4 separate regions of the Mus musculus genome follow, and regions 1, 2 and 4 are each linked to region 3. Evidence: chromatin loops called from intact Hi-C (ENCODE). Cell type or tissue: gastrocnemius. All regions are shown on one strand. Region 1 overlaps Kansl1 (KAT8 regulatory NSL complex subunit 1). Region 2 overlaps Mapt (microtubule-associated protein tau). Region 3 holds the start of Kansl1 (KAT8 regulatory NSL complex subunit 1). Region 4 overlaps Kansl1 (KAT8 regulatory NSL complex subunit 1).

Region 1 (5,000 bases), 95 kb after region 3:
CCCAACTTTAGAGGGCACCATACTCACTGTAGTCTATATGAATAGCATCCCTGAGGTATTGCCAATTTACCAATTGCCAATGTCTTTGAATGGCTTTGTGCACCAGTGAAGACCAGCAAGTCAGCGTGTGACTGCATTGCTTCAATTCCTGTCCATTGTATTTAGAGCTGCTTTGGCTTGCCCTCTTGCAGTTTCTTCTCTAAAAGATGGTGTAAAAGGTAGAGGATTTCCCACAATTTTGTTTTGAGACATGGTCTCTCTCTGTAGTCCTGGCTATTCTAAACTTGTTATGTAGACCAGGCTGGCCTTGAACTCACTGCCTCCTTCTGCCTCCGGAGTGCTGAGATTAAAGAGAGGAGCCACCATGCCTTGCCCCCACTTTTTTTAAAAGACAAGATTAGTATTGTTTTGACTCTTTTAAGTTATAAATGGTTACATTCTAACTAAACCATAGTGTGAATTTAGGTCTATTGATTTCCCAGTCCTCACTTAGGAACAGGGAGTGTGTCAGGGTCTCATGTATTCTGTAGCCTCAAATTCACTCTGTAGCCAAAATGACTTTTGAACTTATGATCTTCCTACCTCCATCTTGAGTGCGTTGGAATTATAGGCATGTGTATCATATTGGGTTTATGTGGGTGCTGGACATTAGACCCAGACCCAGGGCTTTAAGAGGACAAGCATTCTGCATCCCCAACCTACTATTTCCATCAAATTTATTATCTATTAATTTTGGGGGTGTTTATTGGGGTTTCTCCTCTACATTTAGAATCTTTTAATGTGATAGCTATTCTGTGGCACTCTGTGTGTTTTGTTTGTTTTTCTTCTTCGTTTTTTTCTGAGACAGGGTTTCTCTATGTAGCTAGAACTCATTCTGTAGACCAGGCTGGCCTCGAACTCAGAAATCCGCCTGCCTCTGCCTCCCGAGTGTTGGGATTAAAGGTGTGCACCACTGCTGCCCTGCCTGGCACTGTGTTTTATTTGTATTTCCTCATTGTAGAGTTGTTGGGACCAAAATCATCTGCCATTGTTTGTCTTGTTTTGTCTTCCACCTTCGGCATATTTTAGGCGCTTCCATTATGTTTTTCCAGATATGAAATTGAGCCTGGCAATATCCAGAAGATTTGAGCTACATAGGCCTTATGGTACAGTCCTGCAATCCTAGCTATTAAGGGGAGGCTAAGACAAGAGACCTGCTGTTTACATAGACTCTTTCTCTCTGTTTGTTTTGTTATGTTTTGTTTGTTTGTTTGTTTCCCGAGACAGGGTTTCTCTGTATAGCTCTGGCTGTCCTGGAACTCACTCTGTAGACCAGGCTGGCCTCGAACTCAGAAATCCACCTGCCTCTGCCTCCTGAGTGCTGAGATTAAAGGCGTGTGCCTCCACGCCCAGCCATAGACTCTTTCTTAAAAAGAGGCAGATATGGTGATGCACACTTAAGAATCACAACACCTGGGAGAGAGAAGTGGGGAAATTCCCATGAGTTTGAGACCCACCTAGTTGACAAGTTAACAAGTTCTATACTGTAGTGAGAATTCATCTCAAATAACTGAGAAAGAAATTGAAATTAAAGTGTTTGGGGGTGTTCACCATAAATCCCTGCATTCAAAAATCAAGGCAAATAGATCTCTTGAGTTCTAGGCCAGCCTGGGCTACATAGTAAGATTCCCCCATCTCTTTTTAGATTTTCAAGACAGGGTTTCTCTGTGTAACAGCCACTCTGTGGATCAGGCCTGCCTCTCTGCCTCTGTGCTAGGATTAAAGGGCCAGCTGAGACCTCATCTCTTTCTTCTTAATTAAGCAAAGGATCATAAGAGGGAAGGAAAGAGGCTTCTTAGCAAGTAAAAGCACAGGCATGGTTCTTGTTCAGCAGAAAGTCTATGGTGGCATACATCTATAATCCCAGGGCATCTCAAAACCACAGCAACCAAAAAGCTGGGGATGGGGAGGTAAAAATAGGGCTGGTCTTGTAGCTGTTGGTAGAGCTCTTGCTTATTAGCATATGTAAAACCATTTGTTTAACCTCTAGAATTGAAAAATAGCTTTAAGTAGTTGTGTGAAACCTTTATCTCTAGCTATAGAAGATGAGGGACTGGGGTGTGATTATTTATTAATATTGTAGCAGGATGGCCTTTGTTTTCTTATCAGTTTAGTTCCGACCTAGAGATAATGGAAATCTTTATGCTCTTTGGGAATAGAAACACGGCCTGATGAGAGTGCCACCTGGTGGCTGGGAATATCTATGATGGATTTTTGTTGTTGTTGTTGTTTTTTGGGTTTTTTTTTTTGTTGTTGTTGGTTTTGTTTTGAGACACTGCCAACATGAGTTCTTGAGGGTATATGACTTCTCAGCAGGAGGAATAAGCGAGCATTGCAAAACACCAAGATAAGTAGGCTTGAGAAAATGGTGGAAAATAACAACTAGAATCCTTCAAGGAACACAGAATATCAGAACTTGGTGAACTGAAGACTCAACTTTTTCAGTCACATTTTGTTTTCTTTAAGGAAGTAGTAGTTTGAGATGGAGTTGATAATCAGTTTATATTTTCCTTTATTTACCTGATTAGGTATTACATCTGCTTAAATAATAGCATATTAATCTTATATAAGTGGAATGTGGGATGTCTTACAACTGAATGAATCTCTTGTGGTTTTTTACATTTTTTTTTAAAGAGTATCCAAATGTGTATTCATACAGACCTCAGACTAGTAGTTGGCCCTTATACCTTACCCTCCAGAGTGCAGGATTATATACATGCAAGCTACACGTCCATCATCTTAAATGTTTTATCTTTGTTCAGGCCTTCCAGTCTTTCTAGTTTGTTTTAATTTTCAGTACTTGTTTTTAAACTGAGAGCTTTGTGTATGGGCAAACACTGAGCTACAACCCAGCCCATGCTCAGATTTTTTACTTTTTCCATGTCCTTAGGATAACTACCATTCAGATAGTGTACCTACTCAGACCAACAACACCTAGGAACTTGTGTTGTCCATTGATTGGGGAAGTTAACAGGGTCTTGCCCATTCTTTTATAAAAGTGATTAAAAGAAAATACAGTACTTTCTGTGTGTGAGAGTCTGTTTTGTAGTTTGTTTTGTGATAAGGTCTCACTATATGTAGCCTTTGCTAGCCTTGAACTTGCAGCAGTTCTTCTGTTCCTACCACCCAAATCCTGGGATTTAAAGGCATGCACCATTACACTCAGCTGTTCGGTGTATTTATTTTAGGGGTTAAGATAGGTGAATCTTTTTCCCTTGTCAGCTTACCCTTCCATTTGTCTATCTTCTATCCCTTACTTCCTTTTTTTATGTGCTAGAATCGAACCCAGGGCATTGCATATCCTAGAAAAGTGTTCTGCAACTCGACTATAGCCCTGACCCTCATTTCATTTAAAAAAAAAAATCTACAAAACTTCTGGACCCTTATGGTCTTTCTTCCAAGTAGCCCTAGCTGTCCAGGAACTCTCTGTAGACCAGACTGGCCAAACTCATGAAAAAGATCTAGATGCCAGCCTCTGCCTCTCAAGGGCTGAGGTTTAAGGTGTGTGCCATTGCCACACCTTGCTGTTCTTGCAGAGGACCCAGGATTCAGTTCCTAGCACCCACGTAGTAGCTTGCAACCATTTAAAACTCCACCTTTGGGAATTCAAACATCCTCTTTCAGCTTTCAATGACACCAGATACATACATGGTACAGATAACAGCTGTAAATTTTCTTACATTCATTGGTAGAGTTAAAAATACATTTGGGATTTTTTTGCTTGGGATATAGCTCAGTTAGTATAGTGCTTGCCTAGTATGGATGAAGCACTGAATTCCATCCCCAGCACCATGTGAACTGAAGTTGGCGGCACAAGCCTTTATTGCCAGCATTTGGGAAGCAAAGGCAGTCGGATATCTCTTGACTCTAGGCCAGCCAAGGCTATACAAAACAAACAAACAAAAACTGTAGAGTGGGGTTAGACCATTATTTTTCATGTAATTTTGGTCTCTCTTCTAGCTTCTCCCTATCTTCATACTCATAACAGCTTCATGTTCTTTTTCTCTAAAAAAAAAAAAAAAAGTGAAAGAGAAAGAAAAATCCAAGCAAACCAATAAGTCAAAAATGACAGAACAAAATCAAAATAGAACATAAAAACATGAAGCCCAGCTAGACAGTGGTGGCCCAGCTTGGACCTCTGAATTTGAGGACAGCCAGGGCTACACAGAGAAACCATGTCTTGAAAAACAGACACAAAAAAACAGACACACACAAAAAACCAGACATAAGTTCATTTTGTGTTGGCCAAATTACTCTTGGGCATGGGGCCTGCCTTGGAGTGTATTTGATACACCTAGTAACAGTCCATTGAAGAAAACTGGATTTTTTCTTTTTTTTTCTTTTACAGCAGGTATCAGTTGCAGAGAGCTTTTTGCTTAGGAGTAGAACTTTGTGTCTGCTTCCACTTCCCAATTTTGCAGTTTGTGTGGTTTGAACCTGTGTTATGCATGCTGTCTCAGTCTCCTTGCAAGTAGCAAGGAATTGAGTTTGGCCAGCCAGCCCGGTGTACATAGCAAAGTTCAGCAAAGGACATATAGACTCTGTCACAAAAAATCAAAATGAGCCATAGTATAGACCAGAAATAAACTAAGTGAACAGTGAGCCACCAAAATTGAGAAGGTACTAAAGAACCAGGCTTGATTTTTATTGAAACAGTCACGTAGGCTGTAGCCTTAGATCTCACAGCAGTCCTCCTGCCTAAGTTTCTCAGGCACTGTGCTTGGGTATTTGGTTTGTTTTGTTTTTTAACAAAAGCTTGAAAAACAGTTATACTGTCTTTAGTAATAACTAAGTACTCAGTATTAGAGTACAATGGAAGACTAACTTAAAGCCTACGGGAAAATAATTGGGATCCTCAAAATTAATTTTCTAAGGAATTACTAAAATACTTAATTCTTAGGAAAATACATATTAATTTAGAGCCAGCCATGGTGGTCCATGGCTACAGTCACAGCTACTCA
Region 2 (5,000 bases), 210 kb after region 3:
GGAGATCTTGAGCCATAGTGGCTATGGATTCCAGAAGATTGAATCTCCGAGTTTAAGGAACACACCTTTAATCTGGGCTACGCCTTTCATCTGGGATTAAAGGTGTGGTGGAACACACCTTTAATCTGGGCTCCACCTTCTGCTGGAGACAATATAAGGACATTGGAAGAAGGGAGTCTAGCTCTTGCTCTTGCTCCTTCGCCTGCTTGCTGCGTGAGACTGAGTAACTGCTAGATCCTTGGACTTCCATTCACAGCTGCGACTGAACCATTGTTGGGAATTGGGCTGCCAACTGTAAGTCATCAATAAATTCCTTTACTATTTAGAAATTATCCATAAGTTCTGTGACTCTAGAGAACCCTGACTAATACAGGTAGAAACCCCTGAGTGAGATTAGATAATTAATACAACAGTAAATAAACACACAACACACACACACACACACACACACACACACACACACACACACACACACTGTATTTTAAAGGTTCAAGGGGATAGAGAGATGGTAAGTGGTTAAGACCATGTATTGCTCTTGTAGAAGACTCAGGTTTGGTCCTCACATCCATGGCTTATAACCACCTGTAACTCCAGCTCCAGGAGGTCAGACCTGATGCTGTTTTGACCTCTGAGGGCACCCTTACATACTCATCTATGCACACATGCACACACGCACACACAAATAAATAATTAAATGAAGCGGAAAAATGATTCCTAAAAATGATCCAAAACTGCTCTATTACGCCCTTGGCCTTGATTCCACATTGAGGAGGCTTCTGTGGCTTGTTCTATTGGCTCACACTCTACTCGGTTTATTGGGTGCCTGGAATTCCCAGGCTTCATTTCTCAGGACTATGGATTACTTAACATTTGTCTCTCTTGACACTGTCAGCCATGAAGGCCACTCACCGGGCTACTGACTTCTGTAGGAGGGGAGCCACTTCGTTTGCAATCTCACCCCCCCCCCCCCCCCCGCACTGCCTTTTGATACTGTCATTACGCTCTCAGTCACCAGTAGTCACTTTGCTTCAATGAGTAAACCAGGAGACCTCGGGCCTAACACACTGAGCCAGGTCACCCTTTCCATGAGGGAGGGAGGGAGGGGGGGGCAGAGGGAGAGAGCGCCAGTGGGTGTATAGGGAAGGCTGGTGTGGGGAGTTTGCAGTCTAATCCTGGCATGGAGCAGGATTCAGGAAGGAAGCAGACAGAAGCAGGACAGCAGATAAGTCCCTGTACACAAGAGTTCTGTGTGTACACTTAAACATGGGTGTGTGTGATCTTGGAGATCCACTTCCGCCCAAACAACAATGCCTGGTTCCGAAAGAGGATCTGGGCTTGGTTCTTTCTTGGTGCGATTTATCTGCTGCATGTTTTCCAACACCAGTGGCCCAGGATACAGATGGTTAAGAATGCCATTTAGTCACATGCCAGGCCATGGCAAGCATCACATTTCCTCATTTAAACTCCTAGGCAATCTTCTGGACAGGCCCTATAATACCCCAGGCCACATATGAATATATTAAAAATAAAAAAAGCCAGTTACTAAGTAGCTAAGCTCCACCATAGGTTGGATTGTTGGGAAGCTGGCACTGGCATCCAAGGGTTCTAAACCAAATGACCTCTAAATGCCCTCTGTGCTGGGCACCTGCTCTCCAGGCGCTTACAACACTTCTCTGAATTGCTCAGGTAAGAGATACACTTCCTGCGATTTTCTATTGAGAAGCTGATTGGGCTCAGTGAAGAGCCTGCTGGCACATGAGCGAAGAGGAAAGGTTAAGATACCCGCCTGGAAGTCCCTTGAGGTTTCATTTTGCAGATGCCCATTCTATCCACATGCCTAGAGAACAATCTAGAATGCCACAGCTAGCTGGGGGTAACCTCAACACTGCCCCCCATGTTCCCTGGGAGCCCTACAGGCAGAAGTCTAGCAAGTGGAGGCGGGGAAGGAATTATTTGCCAGCAACTGCTTTGGCAAGGTGACAGTAGTGAAGCAAGTGTGACAGTATGTGTTCCATTGCTGGCACTGGCGGGCTAGGAGGGGCCTGCTCACCTCGGCTGCCTCACCTCTCACGGTCAGCAGCAGTGAGCCCATGGCTGAAGCGGTCTCAGTGGCACTGTGGCACAGAGAAATAATGCAAATGTACTTTGGAGTCTGGCCAGGCAGCAAGCATAGCCTGCAGGGCCCACGATGCCCACGGAGACTTGGGATGCTTGCAACGAGAGCTTCTTGTGCTCACAGCTCCACATATATCCACAGTTTCAGGGCTGGGCCTCAGCCATGGGTGCCAATGTTCAAGCTATGGGAGGGACAGAATCTAAGACAGGAATCTGACACCCCCCAAACCTCAGTGATTTCACCCTGGCCACAGCTGAATCCAATTATCCAACTGATATCTTCCTCCCTCTCTCACTCACTCTCCCCCCTCCCCCTCTGTGCCTCCCCCCCCCCCTGCTTTTCAGAGACCCAGAGGTTGTGAATTTGGCTAAGCTTTCTGGATAGTGAGTTTCAGGGACTCACCTGTTTTCACCCCCTGCCCAGCAATGGTTTAATAAATGCATACAGCAGGACTCAGCTTTTATGTAAGCGCTAGAGATCTGAACTCAGGAAGGCCCTCATGCGAGGGGACAGCCATTTTCCCTGCCCTTGATGCCCCTATCTTAATTAACAGTTATGTTTAAGCCAGTCAAACCTGGCTGGCCCTTCACGAAACAGATGAGTGGAGAATCGCTCAGTCAGGTCGGGTTAAGGTTTCCGGGAAAGACTTGCTCTCTGTTTGATAAGCAGAGTACCAAGGTGGAGGGAAATCCTTTGTCCCAGATGTCCAAAGCAGACACCAAGGACTCAAATCCACACTTCCGTATCTTATTCCAGCCTGTGAGCCAATCAGACTCTTACAAAAGAACTGGGTGGTTGGAAAGCCCGATTAGCTTCCCAGGCTAGCCCACAAAGTTCCATTAAATCTCCTGGGGCTTAGCTGTGTGTTCTTTGCTGTGCATCCTTAGTTGGTTATGAAACCTCTCTGGGCTTCGGCTTCCCTATGTGTCAGAGGGTCACAGTGAGAACTATATGAGATCATCTCCAGCAGCATGCAGCACTCCTAGAAGACAGGCACTATATACAATTGAGATAACAGTGCCAGCAAAACACTGTTTCTACAGCAGGGCTTCTCTATGCCAGAGCCAGTGAGTGACATTTGGCAGCTGTCCTATAATGTTTAGCAGCATTTCCCGCCTCTACCCACAAGATGCCCCCAACACACCCCACTTTCCAGATACTTCAGCAACCCCAATGAGGACCTTGGTTTTCCAGGAAAAGACCCAAGTCTCAGGAGCCTTATGAGGCCCTGCTTAGGAGCCAGGGACTTTTCTCCTTCTCACTTGGCCAGGTACCCCTAACTCCTGCTTGCAGAGGAATCCAATGAGTGTCACTACAGTGGCTGATGAGAGAGTGAGGCTCCCCATCTCCATCCTAGTCACCTGCAGCCGGAACATGGCCACCCCCACAGGTAGCCCCCTCTAGGCTCTTAATTCCCCTTCAACAACAAGGGGCAGGAGAGCCACCTGTGCACATTATGGGGCCCCAGGCAGAGCAAAGGTGTCCAGCAGATCACAGACAGCGGTGTGGGCACCAACTGGACACATAGACAAAATAGACTGGATTTGTCCCCGAGCTTCCCGGATGCTGTGAGCTTGAATATTTGCCCCTCTCTATGTTCTCTTGGATGCCCTCCTGACCTGTATCTCTCCATTTTACCCACGGATCTGTCAAACAATGGTGGGCCAGACACCCACTCTATATCTAGCCCCTATATTAGATATCTAAAAACATTCTTTTGAAGTGATTCATTTTCAAGAGGGGACCAAGGAAGAACTTAACTAAATAAATATAAGAAAAGGCATAGTGGGAAAGGTTCATATATTCAACTGAAAAAAAAAAAGCAATGTATGTTCATACACGTAGCCAGGAACTCACAAGAGCCATATACAGTATGCTCAGGGGAGACGGAATGCAACACAAGTCCTTAACATTTCCAACAAATGAACTGCACACGTTGATGTTTAAAGGGGAGGAGAAGTCAGTCTGCAGAAATTCCACTCCAGCCCCATCGCATCCCCAGGCTGACCCAGCCCTCCAAGGACGAGTGGGCCAGAGAGCTTGCTCTGTACAAGGGCTCATGTTCTCAACGAGCAAGCCTGACCTTAACTCAATCCAACCAAGTTTTCTTCTTGCAATTCCTGGGCACTCTCTCTGCTTCCTTTGTTCCTCTCTGGGGAACGGAGCCTGACACTAGAAGCCACTTAAAAGCCACACCCTTCCACCAACACACAATTGTGTAGACAGACAGGGTCTGTGCAGAGGGCAAAGAGGCACACCGTGGGCTGTCATTCATCTTTAAAAAAAACAAACAAACCACCCAGCCAAGCTAAGAAATATTCAAACCATCCGAAGGTGAACCGCAAAGCCAAGCTAGGGTACTATATCATACACATCTGCTGGTGAGGCAAACTGTCCAGAACAGATCAGCAGTCATTACACCCGGCCTGGCAGCTGGGGGAGGAATGGGCACACAAATTATCTGGACAGCCATTTGTTTAGAGAAGCTTTGCAAATGGCGAGTGGGCAAGCAATTCTTATGTGGCAAACACAAGCAGTATCATTGAACCCCAGATGACATCTCAGAATTGTAACCACCGAATTAACCTACCATGGCTTCATACTTCTTTTTCTGCTATGAGACCTGACAGTTGAATGGGTGGCGTAGGATCCGTGAAAATTTTGGGCAGTCTTGTGGAGCCCGGGGACTGAGCCGAAAATGGCCTGGTTAGTTTGTCTCTGACCCTGTCATACACCCAATGCTAACCAGCCGGAAAAAAAGACTTGGGATTACAATTTCTTGAACACTAGAGGATAAATAGGGCCTCCCGGACATAAAAGGGAGCACACACCCGCGGAGGTTGGTGGGTGAAATCTTGGCTCTTGAACCCTTTCGGATGAGCCT
Region 3 (5,000 bases):
TTTTTATTATTGGACTGGTTATACTGAGATTCAGGAACTCTGGATTTTCATGCTTTCCCCACCCCCACTGAAATGCTGGAATTGAATGCATGTGTCAATATGCTTGAGTTAGGTAGTGAAGTTTCTGTTGTGGTTTTTTTGTTTGTTTGTTTGTTTTGTTTTTGTTTTTTGAGACAGGGTTTCTCTGTGTAGCTCTGGCTGTCCTGGAACTCACTCTGTAGACCAGGCTGGCCTCGAACTCAGAAATCTGCCTGAGTGTCTATACCCAGCTGTCACAGAACTCAGTATGTAGAACAGGCTGGCCTTGAACTCACAGAGTTCTCCTGCATCTCTTTTCCTAGTGCTGAAATTATAAATGGCATGCAGCACCATGACTGTGTAGATAGTCAAGATTTTAAGAGTTTGGATAGTTAATAACATTGTTATAAAGAGTTTCTTTCACTAATATTTAAGAAATTAAATTTAAGAATATTGTAGAAAGCTTTGCCTTATTTTCATTCAGCTAATTTAGATTTTGTTATCTTCAGATTAGGGCTCTAGGTCACCATCTGTTGGTCCTGTAATTATGTATAAACATCCTCTGTGGCATTACTGTTTATGTGAATATATATGCTCTCTCTCTCGCGCACACACACACACATACATACACACACATGCAAACACACAATCTTACCTGTATTATAAGTTAAAAAGCCCAAACTATTGATCTTTTTTGGATGCATATGTAAATATGTATACATCTATCAGTTTATCCCTGTGTATTGACTCTATGTTGTCTCCTGCCTTTGATATTTGAAAACCAAGATCATGTTTGAGAGTGTAATTTTAAAAATGCAGATGGAAATTCAAGAGAAATATAGATGCAGATACTGCAGAAACTTGTTGAGTTAGAGACTTTGTGGGCTAATGAAAACTGGTCTATAACAATAGTTTTTTTTTTTTGAGGAGCTGAAGTGACACATAACACCGGATACTGGTTTGGTAAACCACACAAAGTATTGAGCATTTTACATCTTCCTTTTGGTAGACTCTACTCTTCTCATCTGCTGAGCTTGGTGATTTAGTTGTTGGAACAAGTTTTATGCTATTTGATTTTGGTGAGTCCTAATAATCTTTGGACATGGTTAGCTTTAAAGGGTGGTGGATTTGTACTGTGTAATGTGTCACTTTGCGTTATATTAAGTTTTCTAAGTCCAGAAAATGTTCTCTGATATTAAACCTTATTTGGGAGGAAGGAACCGATATCGTGCTGACAAACTAGAGTCAAGAGTAATTAGGTGCCACTACTTTTAAGTCAACGCTGGTAAGAACATGACAGGTTTGCTTTTGTTGTTCATTGTTAAACTTTTAGCGGGTCTGTGAACTTTAATTTGGTAGTAGCAGGAAACAAAAAAATTACTGTGTAATGAATGCGTTTTTGCCTATTTTGGCGGATCTGACAAATCAAGAAGCCTAAAACAACACGCGGGCTTAACGAAAACTACAGTTCCCAGCGGGCCCGGCGCTGGTGGGCCATCATTTCCCCTCTAGCTCCCAGCTGCCCCTGCCCGGGCTAGCCCCGAGTCGGTCCTAGCTCGCGCCTGCGCAATGGCGTCCGCTTATTTTTTGGTTTGGCGGCTGCAGAGCGTGGCGCTAGGGCTAGCAGCCAGCCGTGTGCTGCAGTGTACAGAGCAGGGTGTAGGACAAAGGGCGGGTGGCAGGGACCGCGTCACTGGTCAGGGAGCTTCCTGCCCGTCTCAGAGCACGGTTGGCCCTGGGGTAGTGTGGCCGCAGCAGCTTCTTCATTCACTGCACACACAGTTCTTCGCTCACGTCCTCTAGCTCTGCTGTGTCAGTCCGCCCTCCCCTCAAACCGGCGCGCAGCACCGCCAGCCACAGAGCCGAGGGAATGTGACGGCATCAGCGCCTCAGGTTAGCCTCACCTCGATCGAAGCGAGGGCCCCGCGTCGCTTGCCGCAGTGCCGCGTGTCGCTGCCGCACGTATCAGGCACCAGGCACCGGTTTCCGCAAACAGAGGCGCAGAAGCAGCGGCCGCGGCTAGGAGCCATGACTGAGGCGGCGGCGGCCGCGCCTCCTGGCAGCCCGCGGGGGCGGCGAGGCGGGCGCCCCCTGGCGGCGCGCCGGGGCGGAGCGGCCCGCCGCAGCCGCAGCCGGCGGAGGCGCTGCTGTCCCTCCTCCCCGTGTCCCCGGCACTCGCCCGCTCGCTTGCTCGCTCCATTCTCCCTCCGCTTCAGATTAAAGGGGGGGAGGGAAAAGGAGCTCGGCCGCCATTTTCCCAGTGCCGCCGCCGCCACCGCCACCGCTCGCTGAGCCGGCGGGAGAACCAAGCGCCGTAGCGAAGCCGACTCGTCTCGCCGCGGCGGCTTGGGGGGCGGCCGAAGTGCGCTCCCCGGCCGGGAAGAAGCTCCCGGGGTGGCGGCCGGGGTGCGGGCGCGGGCTGCAGACGGCGGCGCTTGTTTGTGCGGGGCGGGGGGGGCAGCTTTACCCTCTGCCCCCGCCCGCCCGGGGCTGCGGTCCCCGCCGTGCCCAGGCCGGGTCGGAACGGAGGAAGGCCGGAGAAAGGGCCCGAAAGAGAAGAAAAAGCAGCCGCTCCCCGCCGCCGCCGCCTTCCCCTCCCCCTCCGCCTCGCCCCCCCGCCCGGAAAGTCAGGGCGGCTCCGGGCGCCGGGGGGGAGGAGAGCGGCGGGCCGGGCCGGAGCAGCAGCCGCGCGCCCCCGCCCGCTGGTCCTCGGCGCCCAGGCCGGGGGGCTGTTTGCAAACTGCGCCCATTTTGTGGGGCCGAATCCGCCCGGGCTACGCTCCTCCATCACGTGGTAGGTGCTGCTGCTGCTCCTTTCCTCCTCCTCCCGCTGCCCTTTCTCCTTCTCCTCGCTCTCCCTGTGGTTCCCATTTCTCCCTCTCTTTGTTAGTTGTAACTAGAAAGGCTGGGCAGGGGAAGAAAAATCCCCGGAACTTTAAATGGCCTCTCCGGGCTTCCCCGCTGCGGGTCCGGGCTGGGAGTCGCCCCAAGGGCGGGGGTGTGCGGGGGCCCTTCCCCACCAGCTGCCGCCTCGTTCGCTGGGCTTTCCTTTGGCGTTCTATTTAAAAAGGCGGCCTGGAGAACCTGGTTTATTTCCGAAAAAAAAAAAAAAAAAAAGCAAAAACAAAAAGACCAAAAACAAACTCTTGCTCTCGCCTTGAACTTCTCTTGACTGCAAAAGGTCTTTCTTTGCTCAAACACATCTTGCATGTCTGTCTCACGGTTTGTATCACAACTCTGATTGTTAACATTTTTTGTTGCTTAAATATTGAGGTCATTTGCGTTTTCGGATCTAGTCTCAGGCAGCCCTTTTTTTCAACTAAAGAGGAAGAGGCATTTATTTGCTTTTAAGTGAGTTGGAATCTTACTGCTTTTGGGGGGGCCTGTTTTCGGACTGACGGCCTTTGATTCTCAGCAAATAGTTTATAATTGTTTTCCGTATTGTAAACAATCTTACTCCCATGTTTTACCTAGAAATCCTTTTGTTTTCCAATGTTGGAATCCCAATGTGGATTTTTAGAGAAACTCGTTACTTAACTATTGCTTATTGATTGCCTTAGGGGAAAAGGGGTGACATGATGGCGCCACTTTAAATTGCTCTTTCCTCCGCCTGTTTTTTCCTCCTTTATCCTGGAGGTCACTGGAGCATTTTCCGTGACCTATTAATAAAACCGCACTTGAGGGTGTTAGCTGTACAACTCTTAGGGGTTAGAATTTGGTACCTTAAAGATTGAGAAACCCGAATCCTGCAGTCCCCAAAGTTAAGAGAAATCTCGCTAGTCCTCCAACCTAGCTTTCCTCCCCTCCATTCACAATCCTGGTGTTGCCATATCCTTCGTCACGTGGCTAGCAATCATTGTGGGGTTTTGTTTGTTTGTTTGGGGGGGTGTATGTTAATATTTTAAGCTGTAGCCAAGTAAGTGTCCCTCTGCCCATTAGAGAGATCACAATGCTCTAGGGTTTTTTTTTTTTAATACATTCGGAGAACATTTTAAAATAAACGATAAAATTACATAATCCTTGCCTTGCATAATCATGATATAGTTACAGAACTTCTTCTCAAAAGTACTTTCAATCAAGTAGGAAAATCGTTATATTAAAATGATTTCTGTTTCTTAGACTGGTCTGCAGTTTATATTTCCCACCCCACCTCCCTTTTTTGTTTTTGTTTTTAAGGTCATTTGAAGTACCAGTATTTACAAAAGCATAAAGTGGGCGTGTTTCCCTTTCCTCTCTTCTATGGGCTGTACTTGGTTTCTTGTCTTATTCTCCTACCAATTTAGAAATTTTCAATTAACTGCAGCTGTTGTCAGTTGAGACTTTTTTTTTTTTTTCTTCTGACAGTGGATACTTTTGATGTGTTTCTTTGTTGCATTTTTGATAGAGAAGTTTTTAATTCTAGTTTTCCAATCTTCTTACTTGGTTGTTATAACTTCTTGTAAATATTAACTATAAAATGCTAAAGTACATTTTTTTCTTTTTCTAGGTAAGTTACTAGCTTCAAAAAGTAAATATAAAATGTAATTCTTGAGTATGATTGATCTGTTTTCTCCTGATGTATGTTATCAATGGCTTGGGCCATTTTCTTTGCTAACAGTTACATCATGTCATGTGATAGGTGCAGTGTGATGTGTTGCTCTAAAAATATTGCGAGGTAAAAATGCTCATCCTTTGGAAATTTAAACAATGTATTGTAACTATTTGGTAACGACCCTTAGTCATGGAATCCTGAATTAGATTTCCACTAGGTTTAGCCAACCAAGTGTACAGTTCTTTTGACCTTTAGAATATTTGATTTGATTTGTTAGTGACCTCAGAACTTGAGGTGGTTTGACATTATTTTTGAAGTGTGATCTACTTGGAACCATTAACAATCACATAGATTCTTAAAATCTTTATTCTGATGAAGGTAGTTATTTAATTAAGTGTATGTGATGATTTGTTTCTGTACACAAAAGTCATCAGTTCTATGCAGATTTTGA
Region 4 (5,000 bases), 62 kb after region 3:
GTGTTTTTCCCCCCAGCTCAAAGAAGAGAAATATAATATAGATCTGTTCTTTTTGTTTGTCTTTATTTTTATTATTTTATGTTTATGAGTATTTTCCTGCTTGTGTCTCTGTGTACCACATACAAGCCTGATGCCTGTGGAGATAGTAAGCCCTCCATGTCTCCATGTGAGTGCTGCGAATTGAAACAGGTATACTCTTTACCACTGAGGCAACTCCCCAGCCCCTATCCAGCTCATTCTTTATGGATTTACTAAATTTTCCATCCTGAATAAAACTAGAAGACGTAAAAACAACAGGAGGGCCAGGTATTTGCAGTGTTGTTCAGAATCTGGGTTTTGTTAGGTTTAGATACAGTAGTAACTTTTGCTGTAGATTATCTCAGATAAAAGAATCTGCTGTTGTGTATTGCTCTGCTGGTTTGGGCAGTACTAGTAAACACGGAAGATGGCGTGTATAAAAGTGCATAGCTTTGATACAGTATTCATTTTGAATTTATTGCCTACTAATGAATTGAGTGAAATGGGTAATACAGCAAATTCTCATTTTCTGAGCAGAAATCAAATCACTCAGCACTTCCTGTTTTAAAGTGTTCGTGTTGCCCCAACAACAGAGGCAAGCCAATCTTTTGTTAGTTGGAGGCTAGCTTTGATCTACGTAGCATATTTCAAGACAACCAAGGCTGCACATTGTCTCAGGGGGTAAAAAGTATGTGTTGTAAGATGTCTTGCCTTGTATTAGGCAGCCTAGGCTGTCTTGAGATCTATGATCCTGCTAATTTGGCACTTGAATTTTAGCAAAACTAATGGTGGTCATCACTGAGTCAAGTGATTTGAGCTGTTTTCTCCTGTGGTACAGTAGGGAAGATTATATGAATACCTTTCAGGATCCATTATATATACGTACAACAGAAGGACCCTGATTCTTACATCAATAGAGATGATTCTGGTTATTGTTCCTTCTAACAAAATATTTTTACTACTGAGAGTACCATTCAAGATGATTTCACCATACTTAAGGAACCTCAGAGTAAGAACTAAAAGCAAAAAGTAATCTCTTTTTTATTTAACACACTAGTGAAACATTGAGTTGAATCTTAAATTTTCAAAAAGAGAACAGCTACTATTTAGCATGGTTTTAGAATGATTATAGTTTGTTTTATGAAATTTTTTCCTCATATTATGTATTGGATGGGGAAAATATCCTTAGTTCTAGGTATGTAGTAATAGTCTGCTAAATCTGAGAACAATTAAAATGGAAGGTCAGGTAACTAAAAAGAAACCTATTACTATTAGTAAACCAGAACTGGCATTTAGTTGGCTATATTAAATGTGTTTTTCTTCTCAAGCAGATTTTAAAACTTTTGCTTTTTTTCCCTCTAACCCACTTGACAGTAACCAAAAAAATTAAATCGTCTAACTTTATCTTTCTTTGGGCAGTTTCAAGTGATTGCTCTTCCGGGATAGTATCCTGAGATACTTACAGGTTTATTTTATAAGCTAAATTCAGGGTCATTGTCAGAGACTCTAGATTTTTAATCCACCAGCTCTGAAACTGCATGTCAGTTAGCTCCAAGCATATCTTTATACATTCTTATTGACCAGTCATAGTAACAGTCCTCTTGTGGGGGTGTTGTTTGTTTCTTTTCTTTTTTAAATTTCATGTTTTCCTGTTAACACTGTGTGTGTACCTGCACTATTGTTTACACTTAATTTTTACTTTGTGTGAATTTTCCTCTTAGCATTGTCTTCTGAGATGTAGTCATATTGATACAGAGATCTCAGTTACCTTGATTTTCATTACTATAGGAATATCTTAAGGAATAAACTATAATTTATTTGCCTTCTTTAGCAGAATTAGATTATATAATGATATATATTCTATTCTCCTTGTGCACCCATAAAAGTACATTCTCAGAAGCATAATTTTTTTGTGATTGGGCATGAACTTTTTTTCTTTTAAACCTAGTCAAACTGCTCTGTAAAAATGATTCTACCAGTTTTTTACAGTTACCAGCAATATGAGATATGGGTTCTGTTTTTCCTACTAACTCTTCCTTTTATGGTACTGTTTCCACTCTGTTTGAAAGACTTAATTAATGTGTTTGTATATTTGAGTTTTTCTTACTGAATTTAATATTTCTATTATGGTAATCTTGAACAATATCTGTTATGTTCTGATATTTCATCCTTCTTTAAAAGAATTGTTGTGTATTAAAAGACAGACGCTCACTCTGTAGGCTAGACAGCCCTCAGTCTTGGGGTAATCCTTCTAACTCTCAGCTTCACAGGAGCTGGGTTACAGTTGTGAGCCTGATACTGAATCTTGATTCAGACATTCTCTACTAACAAGTGTTTGTTTTTTTAACTTTGTTCATTAGATCATTTGTTTACTGAAATTTTAATTGTGTTTTTGTGTTTTATTTGAAATTTCTTCCCTGGTCTAGGTCTCACATACTCGTATTAGCTGTAAGGTTAAAGCAAATTGAAAAGCCAGAGTAATGCCAGTGAGACATAACAAAAAAAGAAGTAATTTTAATTTTGTCCATATAAAGAACTGACAATTCATGTATCCAGTTATAAATTTTGAGTCTTTATCATGTTCTGTTGGTCTTCTGTTTATCTTATACTACTTTAATTATTACCACTTTATATATGTCTTGATATCTGGTTATTCAAGTTTATATTATATTTTTCTGAATTTCTATTCTCAGCTTCCAATTAAAACAAGTTGAGAGGTTCTGTAGAGGTGACACAGTAATTAAGAGCCCAGGCTGCAGTTTTGAGACAAATTACATCCAGATACAGGGGGAAAAAAAAAAGAGCCCAGGCTACTCTTAAAAGGACCTGGTTTTGATTCCTAACACCCACATGGTAGGGATCCAACTCCCTCTGCTGGCCTCCAAGAGCACCAGGCATGCACACTATGTGTAGACATACGTGCAGGCAAACACCCATACACATAAAATAATAAAATTTAAATCCCTACCCCTTTCCCCTCCCCCCAAAAAAGAAGTAGGTAGACAATGTAGCACACATCTATCATTTTCATTGGGAAAATGGAGGCTGGATGATGAGAAATTCAAGGACATCATTAACTATATATCTATACAGCAAATTTAAGGTCAGCCTGAGATACACAGGAGATAGGCTAAACCACAGCAGCAGCAATAACAGCAATAACCCAAATTTAATTGAGTTTAGAAACAAATATTTGTAGCTGTATCTGAGAATCACAGTACTAAAAAGTATATTCTATAATCTATATAGATTATTTATTGCTTTCTGATTTTTATCTGTAAAATTGTGTTATGATACATGTTAAGAAAATGAAGGTTCCTACTCTGCTGTAAAGTTTTCTATTTTGATCTTTATTCAAAAACTGCTGAACTTCCATTCTTGCGGTCATTCTTAATTCTTCAAGGATTCAAAAAATATATAGTTGATCAAGCCATGTTGATATATGCCTCTAATCCCAGCAGTAGAGAATCAGAGGCAGGTGGATCTCCTGAGTTCCAGAACAGCCAGAGTCACATAATGAGGCCCTCCCTCAAAATAGATAAGACTAAAAGGATGGGTGGTTGGATGGCAGGGACACACACACACACAGAAAATACCTTTTATCTCCTGAGAATCTAACACAATTTCAGAAGAACATTGTCACAGTGTCAGGTACAGTTAGCACCTCTAGTTAGGCAACTTTGGAAGGAAATTGTCCAAAGTGACTTAACCCCATGTCTTCTATGGATTGTGTACTTTGTCTTTTGTGTGTGTCTTTACATGATAGTCCGTCTGTATAAGAACCTACCCCACACTATCCTCCTCCCCATGTGGTATAGATGTTAGCATTGCTCTTGGATTTCACTCAGTTTATTTCTTTGTAGGAAACGTAGGTCTGAATGGAGATGGGCTGCAGACCGAGCAGCTATTGTCAGCCGCTGGAACTGGCTTCAGGCCCATGTTTCTGACTTGGAATATCGAATTCGTCAGCAAACAGATATTTACAAACAGATACGTGCTAATAAGGTAAGGAGTACATTTTTGGTATATTCTAACCAGTCTGAATGCTTCCATTAATCCCCTTCCATCTCTTCCCATTCTTTCAATAACTCTTTAACTATGTCAGGATAAATGGTTTAATGGTTCAGTATAACAGTTTAATGTAAGAGTCTAATGGTACTAGTGTAGGTCAGGAAACAGTAGAATATAACCCCCAGCTGACATGCTTAGAAAAAATGGTATCTGGCCAAAATGAGAAAAAGAAGCAGTATATTAACAGACTGTATTGTTTATTTTAATTTGGGAAAGGCATATCTACTACTTTTTCACTTTGCTTATTTCATCAGATATTTTCTATTAATAAGCTTTTTCTTGAAGAAATTTTTAAATTAAAAGATTATCAGAAACTAAGACACAACATAGATGATAGAAATGTTATTTTCTTGTGTTCTGTTTGAGAGGACTGATAATTACCTTGACAGTGACATTGAGCAGTTTTTCTTTTTTGAAAAGACATTTTTGAAAAGGGTCTTGTTCTTTTTTATTTTGACGTGTGGAAAATTTTGCATAGGGAGCAAACCCTTAAACTGCTATATGCTTACTATGTACATACAGTGGTCTTTGGTGGGATATACTAGAGAAGAAAAATTCTACTTTCATGGTGCTTACATTCTTGCAAAACATGTTTTGTAATAGTTTGTGATTGGGGACTCTAGAGAACCAACTTAGGACAACAGACTTGGGAGCAAGCACCCGACCCAGCAAAATTATCTCTCTTAAGTCTCATGCAAACATCTCAAAGCTCAAGATGCAGACTGGAGAAATGGCTCAGTGGTTAAGAGTGCTTTCTGCTCATCTTTAGGAGCTTAATTCATTTCTAGCATTCATGTTGTACTTCACAACTTCCTCTGAGATTACGTACACAAGTGACATACAGACATTAATAAAACAAATAGTTGTGGTTGAGCTGCATGACTGGACTGGTACATAGTTTTAGATAAAGC

The links. Hi-C counts contacts between places; a loop is a spot of excess contacts. Peaks named below come from ENCODE experiments on the same cell type or tissue, not always from the same donor. Only the 100,000 strongest peaks of a DNase experiment are listed, where the experiment ranks them.
Region 1: it touches region 3 in a loop (5-fold over the local background); 17 of 42 quality-filtered maps call a loop at or near these places.
Region 2: it touches region 3 in a loop (4-fold over the local background); 7 of 42 quality-filtered maps call a loop at or near these places.
Region 4: a loop joins it to region 3, with 2.7 times the contacts of the local background. A loop is called at or near these places in 9 of 42 quality-filtered maps.

What each region holds. Positions count from the first base shown.
Region 1 is chr11:104,344,363-104,349,362 of GRCm38, reverse strand. The region is part of intron 7 of Kansl1 (KAT8 regulatory NSL complex subunit 1); the gene reads left to right. Among named protein-coding and RNA genes, the nearest start is that of Kansl1, 95 kb to the left of the region's middle. In gastrocnemius, a CTCF peak has its summit at 2,237 (motif pointing left); a DNase peak (open chromatin) is centred at 2,225.
Region 2 is chr11:104,234,383-104,239,382 of GRCm38, reverse strand. The region is part of intron 1 of Mapt (microtubule-associated protein tau); the gene reads right to left. Among named protein-coding and RNA genes, the nearest start is that of Mapt, 5.4 kb to the right of the region's middle. In gastrocnemius, a CTCF peak has its summit at 1,896; a DNase peak (open chromatin) is centred at 1,984; H3K4me3 peaks cover 820 bases; H3K27ac peaks cover 4,228 bases.
Region 3 is chr11:104,439,537-104,444,536 of GRCm38, reverse strand. It overlaps Kansl1 (KAT8 regulatory NSL complex subunit 1), which reads left to right and starts at 2,217. Exons shown (of 15, transcript NM_001372459.1): 1 at 2,217-2,812. In gastrocnemius, a CTCF peak has its summit at 2,173; DNase peaks (open chromatin) are centred at 1,590, 2,152, 2,777 and 2,968; H3K4me3 peaks cover 4,195 bases; H3K27ac peaks cover 4,455 bases.
Region 4 is chr11:104,377,708-104,382,707 of GRCm38, reverse strand. Kansl1 (KAT8 regulatory NSL complex subunit 1) reads left to right here. Exons shown (of 15, transcript NM_001372459.1): 3 at 3,882-4,023. Among named protein-coding and RNA genes, the nearest start is that of Kansl1, 62 kb to the left of the region's middle. In gastrocnemius, a CTCF peak has its summit at 2,892 (motif pointing left); no DNase peak of the experiment used is centred here.